Regions from separate parts of the Homo sapiens genome. Here region 2 is linked to region 1. A link is an interaction called in ENCODE POLR2A ChIA-PET data of the cell type or tissue named here. Cell type or tissue: B cell. All regions are shown on one strand. Links, peaks and the distances in the headings refer to the core of each region. The heading gives the core; the rest is flanking DNA.

Region 1 (9,934 bases), core at 1,246-9,245:
ATTAATCATAACAAATGTGCCCCCGTCAGGGAAGAGATGGTGACAGCAGCACCTGAGCAGGTGGCGCCTGAGTGGTGACCTTCAAACGGCATTAACCACTGAGCACAGCCCCACACATTCAAACCCTCACAGCCGGACCTTCTGGGCTGTGTGGCCGGTTCACAGATGGGGAACCTCAGGCTCAAGTGTGTCTCTACCCAGCCCAGAATCTGGAGACAAAACACAGACGTCAAAGGCAGAAAAGACCTGCCCATGTGAAAATGGGGGAGACGCCTGGCCCCACTGGGCTCGCATGACGGCCAAGTACGCTCAACACCTCACTCCCCTCAGGCTGCAGAAGAGGCCCAGAGAAGGACAAGCATTCTCCCAAGGTCACACAGAGAGTTGCTGGCAGGCAGAGCCACCATCCCACCCCAGCCCAGGCCTCCTTCCGCCACATCCCAGAATGTTTGTGAGAAAAGATGAAAGGAGGCTGGGCCCTTGATCTGCCTGGCCTGATGGGAGGGCAGAGGGCAGCCGGAAATCTGCAGCTAGAGCTGTGACCCCACAGTCCACAGGGGGTGAGAAACCTGCCGCACAGAGAGGAGACGGTCACGACAGGAGGGCTGAAAGAATCATTGTAAAAATAATCACCATGGCTCACAGTCCTGGTGCAAGGAGTTTCCTGAGCAGGGAATCGCTTCCAGGGACTCTGGATGTAGCATCTAGTTCATTCTTCACAACGCAACAAGGTAGGAGCTAGCTATTGTTATCCCACCATACAGATGAGGAAACTGAGGCTCAGTGAGGTGACATGACGTGGTGAGGAAGGGCGGGACCTTGAATTCAAACCCAAACAAAATTCAAGCCTTCCTGGCTGGGTGCGGTGGCTCACGCCTGTAATCCCAGCACTTTGGGAGGCCGAGGCAGGTGGATCATCTGAGATCAGGAGATCGAGACCAGCCTGGCCAACATAGTGAAACCCCATCTCTACTAAAAATACAAAAACTAGCTGGGTGTGGTGGCAGGTGCCTGTAATCCCAGCTACTCGGGAGCCTGAGGCAGGAGAATTTCCTGAACCCGGGAGGCAGAGGTTGCAGTGAGCTGAGATTGCACCACTGCACTCCAGCCTGGGCAACAGAGCAAGACTCCCTCTCAAAAAAAAAAAAAAAAAAAAAAATTAAGCCTTCCTGAATCTGGAACTCAGGTGCTGCGGTTCTGTGCTACCCGGGTCTGTGAACCTCAAAGCTCGCATATTTCACATCCAAGAGCAAAAGGCCAGATCCACAGGGGCCGGGCAGGGAACCACTGCTGCCCCTCTGAGCACTGGCCTCCACCTCAATGGAATGCCTCCATCCTCCACATTTCCTAAGCATTGGGAAGATGCAATGTAGCAATGTTTTGTGGGAGTACTTTGAAAAGTAGATAGAAGAAAAAATATTCACACTATACTCCACCCTCAAGGAGAGGAACATTACTCCCCAGTCCCTAGATGTGGGCTGTGCTTGGTGGCTCCCTTCTAAAGAGTTCAGGGTGGAAAGAGGGGTGGGGGCGGTGCCTTTGCAGTGCAGGAACCTTACAAACGCTATCTCAGCCAGGTGATCAGGACAACATCAGCAGTGATCGGGCCTGCTGATAACATTTGCCCTTGATATGATGTGATTAGAATGGCATTTTACCTCTGTGGTCTTTCTCCTCAGAACCCGGAACCCCAGTCTAGCCATGAGAAAAGCCTCAGACAGATTCTAATAGTGGGGCATTCTACAGAACACCAGACTAGGCCAGGCACTGTGGCTCACATCTATAATCCCAGCACTTTGGGAGGCCAAGGCAGGAGGATCACTTGAGGCCAGGAGTTCAAGACCAACCTGGGTGACATGGTGTGACCCTATCTCTACCAAAAAACAAATTTTTTAATAAAATTAGCTGGGCATGGGGGCACATGCCTGTAGTCCCAGCTACTCAGGAGGCTGAGGTGGGAGAATCGCTTGAGCCTGGGAGGTGGAGGCTGCAGTGAGCTATGATTGTGTCACGGTACTCAAGCCTGGGTGACAGACTTAGACACTATCCAAAAAATAAAAAATAAAAGGCCAGGCAAGGTGGCTCATGCCTGTAATCCCAGCACTTTGGGAGACCAAGGCGGGCGGATCACAAGGTCAAGCGATCGAGACCATCCTAGCCAATATGGTGAAACGCCGTCTCTACTAAAAATACAAAAATTAGCTGGGCGTGGTGGCACATGCCTGTAGTCCCAGCTACTCGAGAGGCTGAGGCAGGAGAATTGCTTGAACCCGGGAGGTGGAGGTTGCAATGAGCTGAGATTACGCCACTGTACTCTGGCCTGGCAACAGAGCAAGACTCCATCTCAAAAAACAAACAAACAACAACAACAAAAAAAAAAAACACGAAAAACAAAAAACAGAACACCTAACTAGTATTCCTCAAAACTGTCAGGGTCATCAAAAAAAGAAAAGTCCGAGAAACTATCAAAGCCAAGAGGAGACATGATCCTGGGACAGAAAAAGGACATAGGTGCCAGGCGCAGTGGCTCATGCCTGGAATCCCAGCACTTTGGGAGGCCAAAGCAGGTGGAACACCTGAAATCAGGAGTTCGAGAACAGCCTGGCCAATACGGTGAAACCCCATCTCTGCTAAAAATACAAAAATTAGCCAGGCTTGGCGGTGCATGCCTGTAATCCCAGCTACCCAGGAGGCTAAGGCAGGAAAATAGCTGGAACCCAGGAGGTGGAGGTTGCAGTGAGCCGAGATCATGCCACTGCACTCCAGCCTAGGTGACAGATCGAGACACTGTCTCAAAAAAAAAAAAAAAAAAAAAAGGGGACATTAGGCATTAGGGAAAAACTAAGGAACTCCATAGCAAATATGGACTTTAGTTAATAATAATGTATCAATATTGGTTCGTTAATTGTAACATACTATACTATCATGGATATTAATAATCAGGGATTCCCTAGCAAGCCCACTTGAGAAAAAAAAAACTTAATATAACAATAATAATAAGGGAAATTGAGTGTGGGGTATGTGCCATGTTCTAGAGCAAAGGACTGAATTTTCGGACAGGGAGGAAGTTAAGACACTTGTCTGTAAACATTTCCTTCTAAACCCAGGGAAACTTAGGACCAGAGAATAGAAGTGACTTGCCCAAACTCAAACTGCAAGTTTATGACAGAGCCTGGACTAAGATCAAGCTTTCTCAATGTCACAAGAATTCAGTAACAGCCTACTGTATACAAGGCACCAGCCTAGGTCCTCATCATGGTGAAGGCTGGTGGGGAGGTTCAAAGATTTGTCCATGGGTCAACACCTCCCCAAGGCCAGGTCTCCAGGGACACAGACTCTGCCCTTTGAAGGCTCCAAGCCAGAAGAGGAAACAGACCCTGAAACACTATGAGCAGGAGGGCCAGAGAGCGACACACTTTGGTATCCAGGAGACCCAGCCCCACTGCCTGCAACCCTGCAACCTCCCTGTGCCCCACTGAGCTGCTCAGTAAAATGGAACTAAGGATGGTGCCAACTGTCAGTGATGCTGAGAGGTACAACAAGGAGGTGAAATGTGAGACCCTGTGCATTGTGGACACCCAATAAACAGTGATTCTTTTTATTTTTAAGTGTGTTCTGAGTGCTACAGGAGTTCGGGGGTGGGGAGCATTTGTCAGTTTGCCTTGATAGGGGATTCTCGGAGAGTTTACCAAACGAGGGACATTTAGATTGAGTCTCTGCTGGGTGCAATGGCTCACGCCTGTAATCCCAACATTTTGGGAGGGTGAGGCAGGAGGATCACTTGAGCCCAGGAGTTTGAGACCAGCCTGGGCAACACAGCGAGGCCCCGTATCTACAAAAATGATTAAAAATTAGCCAGGCATGGTAGGTGTGCCTGTACTCCAGCTACTCAGGAGGTTGAGGCAGGAGGATCACTTGAGCCCAGGAGTTTGAGGCTGCAGTGAGCCATGATTGTGCCACTACACTGCAGCCTGGGCAGCAAAGCAAGATCCCATCTCCAAAGTAAAAAAATAAAATAGATTGGGTCCTGAAGGATGGAAAGGACTTTGCCACACCGGAAGGATGTGAAAGCTGCGGTCCCAGCTTTCAGTTCTCACAGTCTGGTCCGAGAGAGAAGGGGACACGTCAAGCCACCCTCCCAGGGGATTCCCACGCAACAGGACCTCCCCATTTCCTGGCCTGGATGGCTCCTTTCTGGCCTGCCTGGCCTCTGAGATTCACCAGTGCCTGAGCCAAGGCCACAGACAGCAGGGGAGGGGCAGGGGTGGGGGCACGCACCAGGGCTGAACAAACCCAGGGCTCATCTGGAAAGGAAACCAAACCCTGCCTCCCACTCACCAGCTGAGTGTCACTTGTACAGCTTCCTCCTTCTGTTCCTGTTCAGGAATTACCCAGGCAGGGCTCTGTGGTGGGGCTGGGGGACGGGGGGCTGGTGGGGGAGTGGGGCTGCCCCAGAGGCGGAGCCTGGAGCCTCCTTGGTCTGCTCTGGCCACGCCCAGACTCATCCCCTCTGGCTGGCTGGCCTGCTCCCAGACCCATTTCTCTCCTCAGCAGGCCAGGTTTCCTCCCTCCTCCACACACCTGCCCACGCAGTACCACCATCTCCTCTCTGCTGGTCCAAGCCCCACTCCCCTTTGGCCCAACCCCGGCCCCTCCTGGAAGTCTTCCACAGAGATCCCTCCCAGTCTTGCCTTCCTTATCGTCTTTATCCATTCAGGCCTGCATGTCAGCTCCTGTGCTGGAGCTGGGGACAGACAAGTGAGCAGTGAGTGACCAAGACTGGCACCGTCCCTGCCCTTTGGACCTGGAGCCTCTAATCCCTATGTCTCGTGTGTCCCGCATGCTTCATCCACACCCCAGTGGGAAATCGGAAGCCAGGACTGCAGTCCTGTGCAGCCTCTGAACAGTGTGGCCTTGGGCAAGTCCCTTCCCCTCTCTGGTCGGAGTGGTTTCCATAGCTGCTAAGGGAAGCAGTGCGATGTCCAGGGGGCAGGCTGGAGGGATGGTGATGTCTGCTCCCCCAACCCTTCCTGCCCCAATGTAATGCCCTGCAAATAAAGTTTCCCTCCAAGTGGAACTGGTAAAATGCACACACGGGGCTCTGACTCATCAGAATTTTTTTGCAGAAACAAATATAGGGGTCAGTGGGAGGGACCTGCCGGGTGGCTGAACATCACGGTTAAGAGCAGACCTGGGTTTGAATCCTGCCTCGGTAGCTGTGTGGCCTTGGAGGTCATTAACCCCCGACTCTCACTTCTCTCATTGGTAAAACGGGGATACTTGTACACACCTCATATGGCTGTGTAATGACACACATGCTAGATACCCAGTGAATGCATATTATTATCATTTCTGGTGCAGCCGGACAAGTCCATTAATAAAGTAGATAATTATGACGGCCTTAAAATTAATAATGTAGATCCACATAACTTTTATTTTCTTTTTTAGTTCTTTTGAGAAAAGGTCTTGTTCTGTTGCCTAGGCTGGAGTGCAATGGCACAATCACGACTCGCTGCAGCCTCAACCTCCGGGGCTCAAGAGATCCTCCCACCTCAGCCTCTGAATAGCGGGGACTACAGGCGCACACCACCACGCCCAGCTAAAGATTCATATGTTTTGACATGGAAAGAGTTCATGTCATATTAGTAAATTAAAATATTATAGCATTAATGATGTAACTATTTCTGTCTTTTAAAAAAGTGGGCACAGGAAAAATGGAATAAACACTTCCATGATACTAGCAGTTGCCCTGGGGGTGGGGGATCACCGATGAGCTTAATAATTTTTTCTTTTATGCTTGTCTTTATTTTTTACGTTTTCTTCTCTCTCTCTTTTTTTTTTTTTTTTTTTGAGACAGTTTTGCTTTTGTCACCCAGGCTGGAATGCAGTGGCGCTATCTCGGCTCACTGCAACCTCTGCCTCCCAGGTTCAAGCCATTCTCCTGCCTCAGCCTCCCAGCTAGCTGGGATTACAGACATGCGCCACCACACCTGGCTAATTTTTGTATTTTTAATAGAGATGGGGTTTTGCCATGTTGGTCAGGTTGGTCTCGAACTCCTGACCTCAGGTGATCCACCCGCCTCGGCCTCCCAAAGTGCTGGGATTACAGGTGTGAGCCACTGCGCCTGGGCATTTTTTAAGTTTTCTACAGTGAGCTAATGTTGCTCAGGCAATAGAAAATAGCTTAAGTTAGTTTTATGTATTTATGTGTTTTTTAGACACAGGAGGTCTCATTCTGTCACCCAGGCTGGAGTGCAGTGGCATCATCACAACTCACTGCAGCCTCAAACTCCTGGGCTCGAGGAATCCTCCCACCTCAGCCTCCAGAGTAGCTGGGACTAGAGATGAGCGCCATGACACCTGGCTTGCCTTCCTTTCTTTCTTTCTCTCTCTCTTTCTTTCTTTCTTTCCTTTCTCTTTCTTTCTTTCTTTCCTTCTCTTTCTTTCTTTTCTTCCTTTCTTCCTCCTTTCTTTCCTTTCTTTCCTTCCTTCCTACTTTCTTTTCTTTTCTTTTTCTTTTTTTTTTTAAGAGATAGGGTCTCACCATCTTGCCCACACTGATCTTGAACTGGGCTCAAGTGATCCTGCCACTTCAGCCTCCCAAGTAGCTGGGACCACAGGCGACCACCACCATGCCCGGCTAATTATAAAAAAAAAAAAAAAAAAAAAAAAAAAACTTTTTTTGTAAAGACGAGGGCCTCCCTATGTTGCCCAGGCTGGTCTTGAACTCCTGGGCTCAAGTGATCCTCCTGCTTTGGCCTCCCAAAGTGCTAGGATTACAGGCGTGAGCCACTGCACCCGGCCTATGAGTTATTTTTAAAGTGCCATCTAGCGCCCTCTAAGCACACGGATCTTTGCTTCCCAACTAGTCGGGAAGCCCAAGTACAAGGCCTAGTCCACAGCCCAAGGTTCCTGGGGGCCAAAGTCCTCAAGGCGGCTGGTCATGCACTTGGCCTTTCCGCACCCGCTCTGGGCTGGTCCCTCTGGGGGCACCTGCTGGGGATGCTCTGTGACATCCGTTGTGCATTTTGCACCTGTCGTGGCACCATTGATGAGAAAGAGTGCTACCCCCAGGAGGAAGTGCCCAGTTCTTCTTCGTGACGTTCTGGGATGTCCCCTTCCCCTTCCCCTTCCCCTTGGCCTTGACTCACCCTTTCTACGTCCACACACGTTCCCGGGGTAGGGCAGAAGCGGGTAATGAGGAAGGGAGGCTCCTTTGCACTGGGCCTGGGCTGAGGACACAGCCAGTGTTAGCCCAAGAGGAGCCAGCCCACTGTCTGGTGGCTTCAGCTTCACTCTATCTTAGTTCAGGTTCTCCTGAAGCAGAGCCCGAGACTACTCTTTTGAGAAGTGACCCCAGGAAGCTGGAGCAAAGAAGCAGGAAGGGAAAGGCAGGGAAGGAGAAAAGCCAATACATGGAGCGCTCTGGAGGTCACCGCTGTAGGATCGAGAAGGGACTACCTACCCAGCTGCATGCCAGATCTCCCTCCCCAGCCCTGGCCTCCCTCCAGAACTCTGGACCCATCTGTCCAGTCATCATCCAGACCTTTCCATAGAACGTCCTCCTACCCCGACACAGTATCCCAGAGACTCCACTCATCCCAGGCAGAACATATCTTCTGTTCCCTGAAACTGGCCCTCCTCTGGGATCCCACCCTTTCAAGAACTTCAGCCAGAGAACGGGTGAGGTGGCTCACACCTGTAATCCCAGCACCCTGGGAGGCCGAGGTGGGAGGGTTGTTTGAGCAAGCGAGGTTGAGGCTGCAGTGAGCCATGACTACTGCACTCCAGCCTGGACAACAGAGGGAGACCCTATCTAAAAAAAAAACAAAAAAGAACTTCCACCAGAAACCTGGCATCCCTGGCCTCCCTCCTCCACTCCAACTATCCCCTCCTTTCATCCCCTCCCTGGTACTCAGGTGGGGCCTGGCTCATCCAGATCCCAGCTGTGCCCCTCCCTAATTCATCCTATAACAGTCCTTGTGGCCAAGCTCAGTGGTCAAGCCTGTAATCCCAGCACTGTGGGAGGCTGAGGTGGGTCAATCACTTGAGGTCAGGAGTTCGAGACCAGCATGGCCAACATGGCGAAACCCCGTCTCTACCAAAAATACAAGAAAATGAGCCAGGCGTGGTGGTGTGCACCTGTAATCCCAGCTACTCAGGAGGCTGAGGCAGGAGAATCGCTTGAACCCAGGAGGCGGAGGCTGCAGTGAGCCGAGATCGTGCCACTGCACTCCAGCCTGGGTGACAGAGCAAGACTCCAACTCAAAAAAATAAAATAATGTTAAAAAACAGTCCTTGTGTTCTTCTTTCCAAATCACAGCTCTGATCCTTCAGTGGCTCTCCAGGGGCCTTAGGCCAAAGCTCACACTTAAGAGGCCACCAGGGCCCCGCCAGCCTCTCCAGTCCTACCTCATCTGCCTGCAAGGCTGAACGGCTGAACCTCCACCACCCCTCTTCCCTGCCGCTGTCTCCCCAGTGGGCCCTGCTCCTGCTTGCCCTCTGCTGGGATGTCCTTCCTGTCTCTAATCCCCTGCTAACTCCTGTTCCATTCTTTGGTCCCTCCCCTGACCCCCAAGCCCAGGTCAAAGCTTCGTAGATCCCATCTGCACTCCTCCCAGTGGATGTTTCTCCAGCAGGGAGAGGGTGGGCTGGGTCATCATCATGTTCCGGCATTGCTCAGACCAGCGCTTGACGCTCAACAGGCCCCAACACTTGTTGGGACAGGAATCTCAGGCCTGGATTCCCCAGATCGGCTGGCGCCATGCCAGGCCCATCTCAGCCCCTGTCTGAGGCTAGCACATTAGCTCTGGCTTCCAGAGCAGGAACTGAGCCAGCCACCCTGCCCCCCGTCACACCCTGAGTCTGGCCTCACCTTCTCTCAGGGCCCCGCCAGCTCAGGGAGGACTCCGGAGGCAGGGATCCCCAGGCAGCCCGGAAGGAGCCCAGCCCCAGTGCTGGCTCAGGCCTCAGCCGCCTGGGGCCACAGGCTGTGGCTGTGACCTCTCCTATCCAGATGGTTGGATCTGGGGGAGGCTCCTTCCCACACCCCAAATTTGAACCAAGCCTCGGGCCGCTTGTGGTCCATGCTTAACTTCCCACCACAGCTGCATCCCTGTCATTAAACATCTTTAATCATCTAATGGTGCAATTAGCTCCCTGAGCTTTGAGCTGGCTCCCCTGCAGCCTTCTCATTCCTGGAGGTGTTGGCATCGAGGTTTCCAGGTCCTTCTGTTCAACTCAGCAAACACTCGGGGAGCTCTGTCTGTGGAAGCTTGCCCTCAGAAGTACCCAGCACGTGAAGGGCCAGCCTGGGCAGCCTCCCCTCCCTGCCACAACGTGGGCCAGGGATAAGAGGAGGCATCCATCACCAGCCAGGCCCCTCTACCTGCCAGACAGGCCCAGAGAGGGTGAGTAACTTCCCCAAGGCCACAGAGCCCAGGTCTGGAGATCTGATTGAGGCCTTGGGAGTGGGTAAAGCATTTGTTGAGTGACTGATGGGGGCTCGTTGGTTAATAAAATGCACACGGCCCCTGCCTTTGTGGATTTCACAGGTTGGTGTGAGAGGTGGTCGGTAAAAAAATTGAACCAAGTGATGCAGAAATGCAGAATGTGCTACCTGCTAGGACAGGAGTCAGTGAGGGACAGGGTGAGAAGGATGTGAGGAGTTCTGAGGACAGCAGGTCAGAAAGGCTTCCCAGAGGAAAGTAGCTAAAGCTTGGTTTTTATTGTTCTTATTGCTTTTTAGAGGGTCTTGCTCTGTTGCCCAGGCTGGAGTGCAGTGGTACAGTCCTGGCTCACTGCAACCTCAAACTCCTGGGCTCAAGTGATCTTCCCGCCTCAGCCTCCCAAGCAGCTGGGACTAGAGTTGGGCAGCTAAACCTCGAAGGATGAAAAAGAATGACCATACAAAGATTCGGGAGAGCTAGGCATG
Region 2 (9,934 bases), core at 1,022-9,021, 87 kb after region 1:
TTAGGAGAGTTCTTTAGTCATGAAGGGTGGAAAGTGTCTGATGGAGACCGCATCTTATCCATGGCTGTATCCCAGTGCGGAGCCAGAGGCCAGGCTCAGTGTCCATGCCCAAAAATGTTACTCACCAAATGGTTCCGTGATACGACCCAGAAATCTGAATTTTAACAGGTGTTCCCAAGGATTCGGCTGCAGGTGAACTGACAGGCATGCTCTGGTTCCCTTGCCAAGTTCAAAAAACTATCAAGCCAAAGACAGACCAGCCCTCCCACACCCTGTGGTAGATGAGTGTGCGCAGACACACGATCAGCAGACGAGAGACGTGATGACTGTCGTTCCCCAGCTCACTGGCCCTCACGTTTCTCCTGGGAGTCTACAGAGGAGGAAAAGTGAGGCAAAGACGGGGCGGCAGCTGGCCCCAAGTCAGGGAATGGCAGGCCCAGACCTGTTTTGCCTCCCTGGAACTTCTTTGCACAAAGCCCCCACTTCATGGGCAAAGTTTCCCAAAAATGTCGTGGTTGTTTGGAGAAACTCTGCTGGGGTTTAGAGCCTGATTTGTTGTTGTTGTTGAGATGGAGTTTCACTCTCATCACCCAGGCTAGAGTGCAGTGGCGTGATCTCGGCTCACTGCAGCCTCTGCCTCCAGGGTTCAAGTGATTCTCAGCCTCCCGAGTAGCTGGGATTACAGGCGCCTGCCACCATGCCTGGCTGATTTTTGTACTTTTAGTAGAGACAGGGTTTCACCATGTTGGCCAGGCTGGTCTTGAACTCCTGACCTCAGGTGATCCACCCTCCTTGGCCTCCCCAAGTGCTGGGATTACAGGCACCCGCCACCACGCCCGGCTAATTTTTTGTACTTTTAGTAGAGATGGGGTTTCACCATGCTGGCCAAGTTTGTCTCGAACTCCTGACCTCAGGTGATCCACCTGCCATGGCCTCCCAAAGTGCTGGGATTACAGGCACCCGCCACCACGCCCGGCTAATTTTTTGTACTTTTAGTAGAGATGGGGTTTCACCATGCTGGCCAAGCTTGTCTCGAACTCCTGACCTCAGGTGATCCACCTGCCATGGCCTCCCTAAGTGCTGGGATTACAGGCATGAGCCACCGCACCCGGCCTAGAGCCTGATTTAACTGCGAGCACAAGCAGGTCCCAGTGTGGCTCTGCTGGGCACTTCTGGTCCAAGCTATTAAGCAAATCCAGTTCCCAGCAGAGCGCTCCATGGCCTCTCTCACCTTCTTCCCAACCCGATTAGACACCACCAGCCCAGAGATTTCACCACCTACAAGCAGCACCAGGCCTACGGCAGATGACAGGAGAGGCGACAACCAGTCTGGGAGGCGGGAAGAACACCTGGGCCCCAGGCCTGTTTCTGCAACTAGCGGCACAGCAACACACTTCTTCGTTTCGACTCTGTGAAAGGAGGGGTTAGCTCTTACCATCTCTAGGGTCCGCAAGACAAGAGTTCAAAAATAATGTCTCTAAGAAGAAGGCCTCCTCTGTGCCTTGCAGGCTGGGATTAAGTAATTGTTCACCTGCTATGGCTCTCATCAGGCCCCAGTAGGGTGGATGGCTCCATGGAGGGCTAATCCTAAGAATGCAGGCTTTGTTCCCGCGAGTTAAAAGCCAGAGGCTTCACGGAGATTGAAATCACAGAGCCCGCAGAGCTGGCAGGAAGGGCCCCGAAGGCTGCTATAGCCATTGTTCCCCCTCCAGCTCAACTGCTGCAAATACCAGGATATCACTGGTGAGCAGGAATAAGTTCCTGCTTTAGAGTGCAGAGTAGAGCCATGTGACAGATGGCACACTTTTGCAGCCATCATACATTGTGTCCACGTAACAGCCCTGTAAGGAAACTGAGGCTCGGGTTTAGCCATCTTCCCACCCCTGTAAAGACCATCCAGTGACTATGACATGCCACACTCTGGACCAGAGGCATAGCAGGGTACAGGACAGCAGCGACCCCTGCTCTCATGGAATTCATAACACACCGAAGCAGCAAGGAACTAGACACGTTCTTGTACAGTCAATTACTTCATTGTGATGAATGGGAAGAGATGCTGGGGAGTGGTGATGGTGAGGCTGGGAGAACGCTGAGCCTGTCTGGGGATTAGAGGAAGCTTCTTCAAGGCGAAGTGACTGGCCCAGGGTCTCGGTGGGAGTTGGCTGGCAGAGCAGAGAGCAGGGGCTAAGCCTGGGACTCGCCTTGCTGGCATGCTTGCGCATCCTTCCCTCCACCCCACACTGCCTCTTTTGGAATCCAAAAGGCCAGCTCCTGTCACGGGAGCACCCGTCACCCTGGTTCCATGCATCCCACTCTAGCCACCCTTACTTCAATTCCCCGGATTGAGCTTGATCTTTCTTTCTGCAGCAGGAACTCCCAGGGATGAAGATTCCTCCTGTGACCCGGGCTACCTGTAGCCAAAATGCAACTGGATCCAGTTAATCCTCTCATTTCTGACCCACTTTTTCCTTTGAAAATACAATAAAATTCCCCCATACCGGTGTGCATTTAAATGTTCTTTTCTCTTCAGCCTAATTTTTTATGTGTTTTACATAGTTACATTTCCCAAAGTGGTATTACGAGGTGTAATTTTTTTTAAAGCTAACATTTACCAAGCACGCAGAGTGCAAACCAGGCAGCTTCATGCATAGGATCTCATATGCTCCTTACACAGGCTGATGGAGGGTACTGGTATCCTCCTCCTTTCACAGACAAGGAATTGAGGCTCAGAAAGTGTAACCAAATTGCCCACAGTCACACCGTGCAAATGAGAGCGCTGGGATTCAAATCCAGGCAAGTCCAACTCAGAACCAGCTCTTAACCACATTCAACTAACTTCGATCAAAGTCATCCTTCACCCACGTGTGATTTGCTCTTCTATAAGCAATACCACTTATTGATTCAACAAACTTTTTTTTTTTTTTTTGAGACAGAGTTTCACTCTTGTTGCCCAGCCTGAAGTGCAATGGCATGATCTTGGCTCACCACAACCTCCGCCTCCCAGGTTCCAGTGTTTCTCCTGCCCTCGCCTCCTGAGTAGCTGGGATTACAGGCATGTGCCACCACGCCCAGCTAATTTTGTATTTTTAGTAGAGATGGGGTTTCTCCATGTTGGTCAGGCTGGTCTCAAACTCCTGACCTCAGGTGATCTGCCTGCCTCAGCCTCCCAAAGTGTTAGGATTACAGGCGTGAGCCACTGCACCCGGCCTTCATTCAGCAAACATTTATAGAATACCCACTCTGTGCCAGGTACTGTTCTGGGCACTGGAGAGATAGTCATGAACAAAGTCCCTGACCTTATAGAGCTTATATTCCAATGCGTGTGTGGTGGGGGAGAGAATAATAAACACAAGTCAATATAGAATATGTCAGATGTTGGCAAGTGCAAAGGATAAAGCTTTAAAGGGCCAGGGAGTGCTGGGGGTATAATTTGATCTACACTGTGTATATGTGAAGGCCTCACTGATGATGTGACATTTGAGTAAAGACCTGAGGAAGAGAGGGAGTTGGCTTTGTAAATATCAGAGTAAAGAACATTTCAGGCAGAGTGAAAACTCAACAAAGGCTTAGAGGCAGCAGTGTGGAAGGACTAGCAAGGGGATCAATGTGGCTACCTGGGCCAGAGCAAGGATGTCAGTGGAAAGAAAAGAGTCCTGGAGGAGCAGGAGGCCGGCTCATGGGGACACTTGGAGGTGTTAAAAAAAAAAAAAGGAACAAATTGACTCTTTAGTGTTTTTTTTGTTTGTTTGTTTGTTTGTTTTTTGAGATGGAGTCTCACTCTGTTTCCCAGGCTGGAGTGCACTGGCACGATCTCGGCTCACTGCAACCTCCACCGCCAGGGTTCAAATGATTCTCCTGCCTCAGCCTCCCGAGTAGCTGGGATTACAGGCGTGTGCCACCACACCCAGCTAATTTTTGTATTTTTTTAAGTAGAGACAGGTTTACGCCAGGTTGGCCAGGCTGGTCTTGAACTCCTGACCTCAGGTGATCCACCTGCCTCAGACTCCCAAAGTGCTGGGATTACAGGTGTGAGCCACCACCCCCAACCCAAATAGAGTTTTAAAGATTGAATTGGCTTTTGTTAGCAGTTCATGAACTGGGCAGCATCCTGAGGGGGACTCTGATAAGCTGAGTGGGAGTGGGCCTTACAGGCAAAAAGGGGCTAAAGAAGCAGAAACAGGGCACGAAAAGCAGATTGGTCATTTCAAAGTTACCTTCCTTCTGGGGTTAAAGCAGAGGGGACTTCCTGATTATGCAAGCTAAAGTAGACTGGACCCCTTCCTTTTTTTTTTTTTTTTTTTTTTTTTGAGACAGAGTCTTGCTTTGTCACCCAGGCTGGAGTGTGGTGGCATGATCTCAGCTCACTGCAACCTCTGCCTCCTGGGTTCAAGTAATTCTCCTGCCTCAGCCTCCCGAGTAGCTGGGATTACAGACATCTGCCACCACGCCTGGCTAATTTTTGTATTTTTAGTCGAGACAGGGTTTCACCATGTTGGCCAGCCTGGTCTCGTACTCCTGACCTCAGGTGATCCACCCGCCTCAGCCTCCCAAAGTGCTGGGATTACAGGCGTGAGCCACTGTGCCTGTCCCAACTGGACCCCTTCTGATTGGCTGCTGTGAATCTCATATTTCAGAAAACTGGACCATTTTAAAGTTCTGTTTGATGACATGGCACTTAGTATGTCATGGGTGACTCTATTCTGGTTGGGTCTGGTTTGTTGGGGCCCGCCTAGTGCAAGAGCTCAGTTCAAAACAGCGGCCTCCCATAAATGTTCTTTAACAAGGTCACAGTAAGGATTTGGATCCCAAACTTGGTGAGATGAAAGCCATGGTGGAGTTTAAGCAGAAGAATGACATGCTGTGACCTATGCTGAAAATCACTCTGAGAAATGGTCAAACTCTAGATACATTCTTAGGGCGGAAGCCATTTGCTGATAGACAGGGTGTAGGGATTGGAGAGAAGTCAAGAATGACTCCTGAGTTTTTGGCCCAAGGATGGAGGATGGGAGGATGGAGTTGCCACTTAGCAGCTTTGGGGGTTGGGGGAATATTAAGAGTTTAGGTTTGAATGTTGAGTGTGAGGTGCCTATGAAAGGTCCAAGTGAGGAAGTTGAGTAGGCACATGGCTGTACAGGTCCTAGTTCAGGAGAGAGTCCCCTGAGTTCAGGGGAGAGGTCTGGACAGCTGGTTTGGCTGGTAGTTGTCACCATTTAGACGGTCGGTCTTTAAAGTCAAAAGACTAGTTAGATTACTAAGGAAGAATATAGGAAGAGTAAAGTCCAGGGACTGATCCCCTGGAAACCCTACATTTAAAGTTTAGAAGAAGGCCGGGTGCAGTGGCTCACGCCTGTAATCCCAGCACTTTGGGAGGCCAAGGCAGGTGGATCACTTGAGGCCAGGAGTTCAAGACCAGCCTGGCCAACATGACGAAATCCTGTCTCTAGACTAAAAATACAAAAATTAGCCAGGCATGGTGGTGCACGCTTGTAATCCCAGCTACTCAGGAGGCTGAGGCAGGAGAATCACTTGAACCTGGGAGGCGGAGCTTGCAGTGAGCCAAAATCACACCACTGCACTCCAGCCTGGGCGACAGAGCAAGACTGTCTGAAAAAAAAAAAAAAAAAAAAGTTTTGAGGAAAGATGAGGAACCAGCAAAGGAGGCTGAGAAGTAGCAGGCAGTGAAGTAACAGGAAAACTCCTTCAAAGAAGAATCCCAGAAGCCAATGAAGAGTGTTTCTAGAAGAAAGGGGTGATCTGCTCTGCTAAATGCTGCTGATGGGACAAGTCAGTTTAGAACTGACCATGGAAGTGACCATGGAAGCCACTGATGACCTTGGCAAAGAGAAATCAGGTGTAGTGAAGGCCAAAGTCTGATTTGAGTGGGAGAAATGGGAGAAGAGGAATCAGAGCTGGTGAGTATAGATTTGGCTGTGCAATAGGGTGGCCCCTAGACATATGTGGCTAACGAACACTTGAAATGTAGCTGGTACAAACTGAGATGTACTTTAAGTATAAAATAAACACTGGATTTAGGCTGGGGCATGGTGGCTCATGCCTGCAATCCCAGCATTCTTGGGAAGCCAAGGAGGGAGGATCACTTGAGGATAGGAGCTCAAGACTAGCCTGGGCAACATAGCTCGACTCTGCCTCTACAAATAAAAATTCAAAAAAAATTAGCCAGGCGTGGTGACACACACCTGCAGTCCCAGCTACCTGGGAGGCTGAGGTGGGAGAATTGTTGAGCCCAGGAGTTTGAGGCTGCAGTGAACTATTATTGTACCACTGCACTCCAGCCTGGGCAACAGAGTGAGACTCTGTCTCCAAAAAAAGAATAAATAAAACAAAACACCCCACAGATTAAAGGTCCAAGTAGGAATCACTCAGATTTAATATGAAAAAATACAAAATACCTCAGTATTTTTATACTGATCACATATTAAAATGATATTTTAGATATATGGGTTAAATAAAATATATTAAAATTAATTTCACTTGTTTCTTTTTAACTTTTTTATCTTGGTTTCCAGAAAATGTAAAATCACCTATGTAGCTTGCTTTGTATTTCTATTGGACAGCGCTGGTAGAGATTATTTTTTTGAGAAATTTTGCTATAAAGGGAAGCAGAGAACTGGAGCCACTGACCCGAGGCTCCCGCATCAGTGATTACCCAACTCTTGCTATTCATGAGCCATTTTATCTGGGCCAAATATCGCCACACATCACCTGCCCTCTGCGTGCCTCTGATCAGAATCTGTGAACTTACTGGGGTGACTGAAATGTTCTATATTTCAATTTGGGTGGTGGTTATACCAGTGTTGTCACATATAAAAAATCATTGGGTTGTTCACTTAGGATCTGTGCATTTTGCTGTACGTAAATTAAACCTAAAAAAAACCTGACAACTGTGAAAAGTCTAGATGATGGGATGTCTGTTTTGATTTAAAAAGTGCAAAAAGAGGGGCCAGGTGCAGTGGCTCAAGTCTGTAATCCCAGCACTTTGGGAGGCCGAGGCGGGCGGATCATTTGAGGTCAGGAGTTTGAGAGAAGCCTGGGTAACATGGTGAAACCCCACCTCTACTAAAAATACAAACATTGGCTGGGTGTGGTGGCATGGGCCTGTAATCCCAGCTACTAGGGAGGCTGAGGCAAGAGAATCAACGTGAACCCAGGAGGTGGAGGTTGCAGTGAGCCAAGATGACGCCACTGTACTCCAGCCTGGGTGACCGAGCAAGACTCTGTCTCAAAAAAAAAAAAAAAAAAGTGCGAAAAGAATCACAGCATCTTAACATTGATGGAGTGAACAATCCCACCTCTCCATTTTGTAGCCTAAGACAGTGTCGTCAGGGAAGGAATGACCCAAGCTCGAAGGGCCTGGCAGCCAGGTCTCTGGTCTCCCAGCACCAGAACTATATAACCAACTCAGTTCCTTCCAGGGTAAAGACCACCTGCTCTCCCTGGGCGCCTGAGAAAAAAAACGTGAAGCCTGGGAAACCGTCTGCAGGGGGCCACTGAGGCGGCTCCACGGAGGAGACAATCAGAACAATGGGAGACAAAAGCCCCCTCGGAGGAAAAGGCTGGCCTTAGAGGGCAGGTGGCCCACTTCAACCAAGAGAGGCAGGCACAAAGGAAGGGGCTGTGAATGGGAGGCGCGCCCGGCCTGCCCCAAGACCCCCTCCTTCCTCCCAGACCCACCTGCTCATCTCTTTCCTTGGCCTATCCTGACAAAAGCAAAAGCCGAGGGCTCTTTCAACTTCCAATTAGTTTTTCAAATAAAATAACGACTGCTGGGACCTGCTGCTACTTGTGGTTTTGGAGGTGAATGCAATTATAGGGGAAAAACCACCATAGCAACAACTCCAGTGCTCCATACCATTAACCACGGCACGAATGGCGTCGGAGAGACTCCACTTGCCCCGCAGAGGAGCTGGGAGCTTCCCACTCCGGGGAGGGTCCTACTTAAGACGGAGTGCTATTTTTCTCCCTAAAGAAATGCTCTAATCAACGGGGGACTTGTCGCTTTTAATGATAATCTCTTCTGTTTGTATTAACTTAGAGTTCACAAAGAGGCTTCCCATCCATTACTTCATTTGTTCTCTACAACAGGCCCCTGAGGAAGGCAGGGCAGGGCACATTGGCCCAGCTGGATCCAACTAGAGGTCAGATTCAACTAGAGTCGCTCCAGGTTGGCAGGACGGGACTGATGGGGCGGGGAGGGAAGGCAACACTCTCTCGAAAAGGTTGCTTTAAGACTCCAGGCCCCTCAGGAAATGCTGGGGAGGAAATGAGGGAGCTGGGGTGTCGAGTAACTTGAACTAACAGGTGAATGTAGACCTGGTACAAACTGTTGACTGGGCTCCTGTTAACACCACCTGGGAAATAATAATGATGACAATATCTGCGCTATTGGGAGCAAACACTGACTCAATGCTAAGTGTCAGGCACTGTGGTATGTGTTGTGGCTGTGGCCTCCTCTAATCCCTATAAAACCCTCAGAGGTATGATCCCCATTTTTACTGATGGGAAACCAAGGCCCAGAGAGGTAAAGGTACAAAAGGACACACAGCTAATGGGGGAACTCGAAGCAGCTCTGACTCTAAAGCTGGCATGTCTTGTACTCCTCAGAGAAGGCCAGGCCCAGGCGCTACTGCAGCGAATCATTTGAGTGATGAATCCAGTGGATTTCATGAATTATAAGAGAGAGGCCTGCTGTCAGCTCTGGACTCCCAGACTGTCTTGGCTATAGCAACCAGGTTATTCCCCTGCAGCACTGCTCCAGCACTGAGAGCCGAGTCCCTTTAAGAGGCTTTGAGGCCAGGTGCAGTGGCTCCTGCCTGTAATCCTAGAACCTTGGGAGGTCGGGGAGATTGCTTGTGCTCAGGAGTATGAGACCAGCCTGGGCAACATTGCAAAATCCCATCTCTACCAAAAATACAAAAATTAGCCCAGTGTGGTGGCACGCGCCTGTAGTCCCAGCTACTCCAGAGGCTGAGGTGGGGGGATCACCTGAGCCTGGGAGGTTGAGGCTGCAGTGAGTCGTGATTGCACCACTGCATTCTGGCCTGAGCAACAGAGCAAGACCCTGTCTCAAATAAAATAAAAAATAAAAAATAAAAAAAAAGGCTTTGCCCAGTGGGCAGGGTCAGACAGACAGCATCTGCCTCTGCTATACCCCAAAATAAAACTCAGGCTGGCCAGGCGTGATGGTGCATGCTTGTAGTCCCAGCTACTCAGGAGGCTGAGGCAAGAGGATCCCTTGAGTTCAAGGTCAGCCTGGGCAACATAGCAAGACCCCATCTCTTTGTTTGTTTTGTTTTAAAAAAGGTCCTAAGAGAAAAATCAGTCCCCTTTACCACAGCCCCTAAAAGCCAAGTTTGTTCTGGCTTCTATCCCAGCGAGGATGCCGTTCCTGCCAGTGACACCCTGGCTGCTTGGCCTGCTTCCAGTCAGAATGTGCCGTGCTCTTGCCCCAGAGCCTCCATGCTGGCTGATTCTCTGGCCGGAGTGCTCTTCCTCAGCTTGGCATAGGCGCCTTCTCATTCTTCAGGTCTCAGCTGAGACCTCCCAAGCCATCAAGGTAAGAACTGCTTCCTCTGAGGCCCTTCTCACATGTGTGATCACTGCTTCCTTTCTCCCTCAGCTGGGTGCCCGTGGGCTGTACCTGGACCAAGGGAAGGGACTGGATCTGTCTTGCTCCCTGTGGTAGCTCTGGACACAGAACACAGCCTGGCACATGGCAATGTTTACTGGGCTCTGTTCTCCAGCTCCCATCTGAGTCTGCAGGCCAGCCCCAAACCAGCCCGGGAACCCCTTACTTAGCTGTGCCAGCCGTTTCTCCAAAAAGCTGTTTCCCGACTTCCTTCCTTCCAGCCACTGGCTGTCCTTTGTTCCCAGTGACCAGGACACCCAGCAGCCTTTGTACTTCCACCCTCAGGCC

Evidence for each region. ChIA-PET counts read pairs that join two places held together with the same protein. Peaks named below come from ENCODE experiments on the same cell type or tissue, not always from the same donor. Only the 100,000 strongest peaks of a DNase experiment are listed, where the experiment ranks them.
Region 2: POLR2A ChIA-PET joins it to region 1 with 12 read pairs; 7 of 35 experiments call an interaction of 5 or more read pairs at or near these places.

What each region holds. Positions count from the first base shown.
Region 1 is chr20:37,331,107-37,341,040 of GRCh38, reverse strand. It overlaps LOC105372606 (a long non-coding RNA gene), which reads left to right. Exons shown (of 2, transcript XR_936699.2): 2 at 3,108-3,601. Among named protein-coding and RNA genes, the nearest start is that of SRC, 10 kb to the left of the region's middle. RefSeq lists enhancers at 373-905, 4,222-4,721. In B cell, for the core only: no CTCF peak of the experiment used is centred there; DNase peaks (open chromatin) are centred at 3,393, 4,290, 5,143 and 7,080; H3K4me3 peaks cover 454 bases; H3K27ac peaks cover 1,928 bases.
Region 2 is chr20:37,243,665-37,253,598 of GRCh38, reverse strand. It overlaps GHRH (growth hormone releasing hormone), which reads left to right. Exons shown (of 5, transcript NM_021081.6): 5 at 2,368-2,513. The coding sequence ends at 2,386. Among named protein-coding and RNA genes, the nearest start is that of GHRH, 13 kb to the left of the region's middle. In B cell, for the core only: no CTCF peak of the experiment used is centred there; no DNase peak of the experiment used is centred there.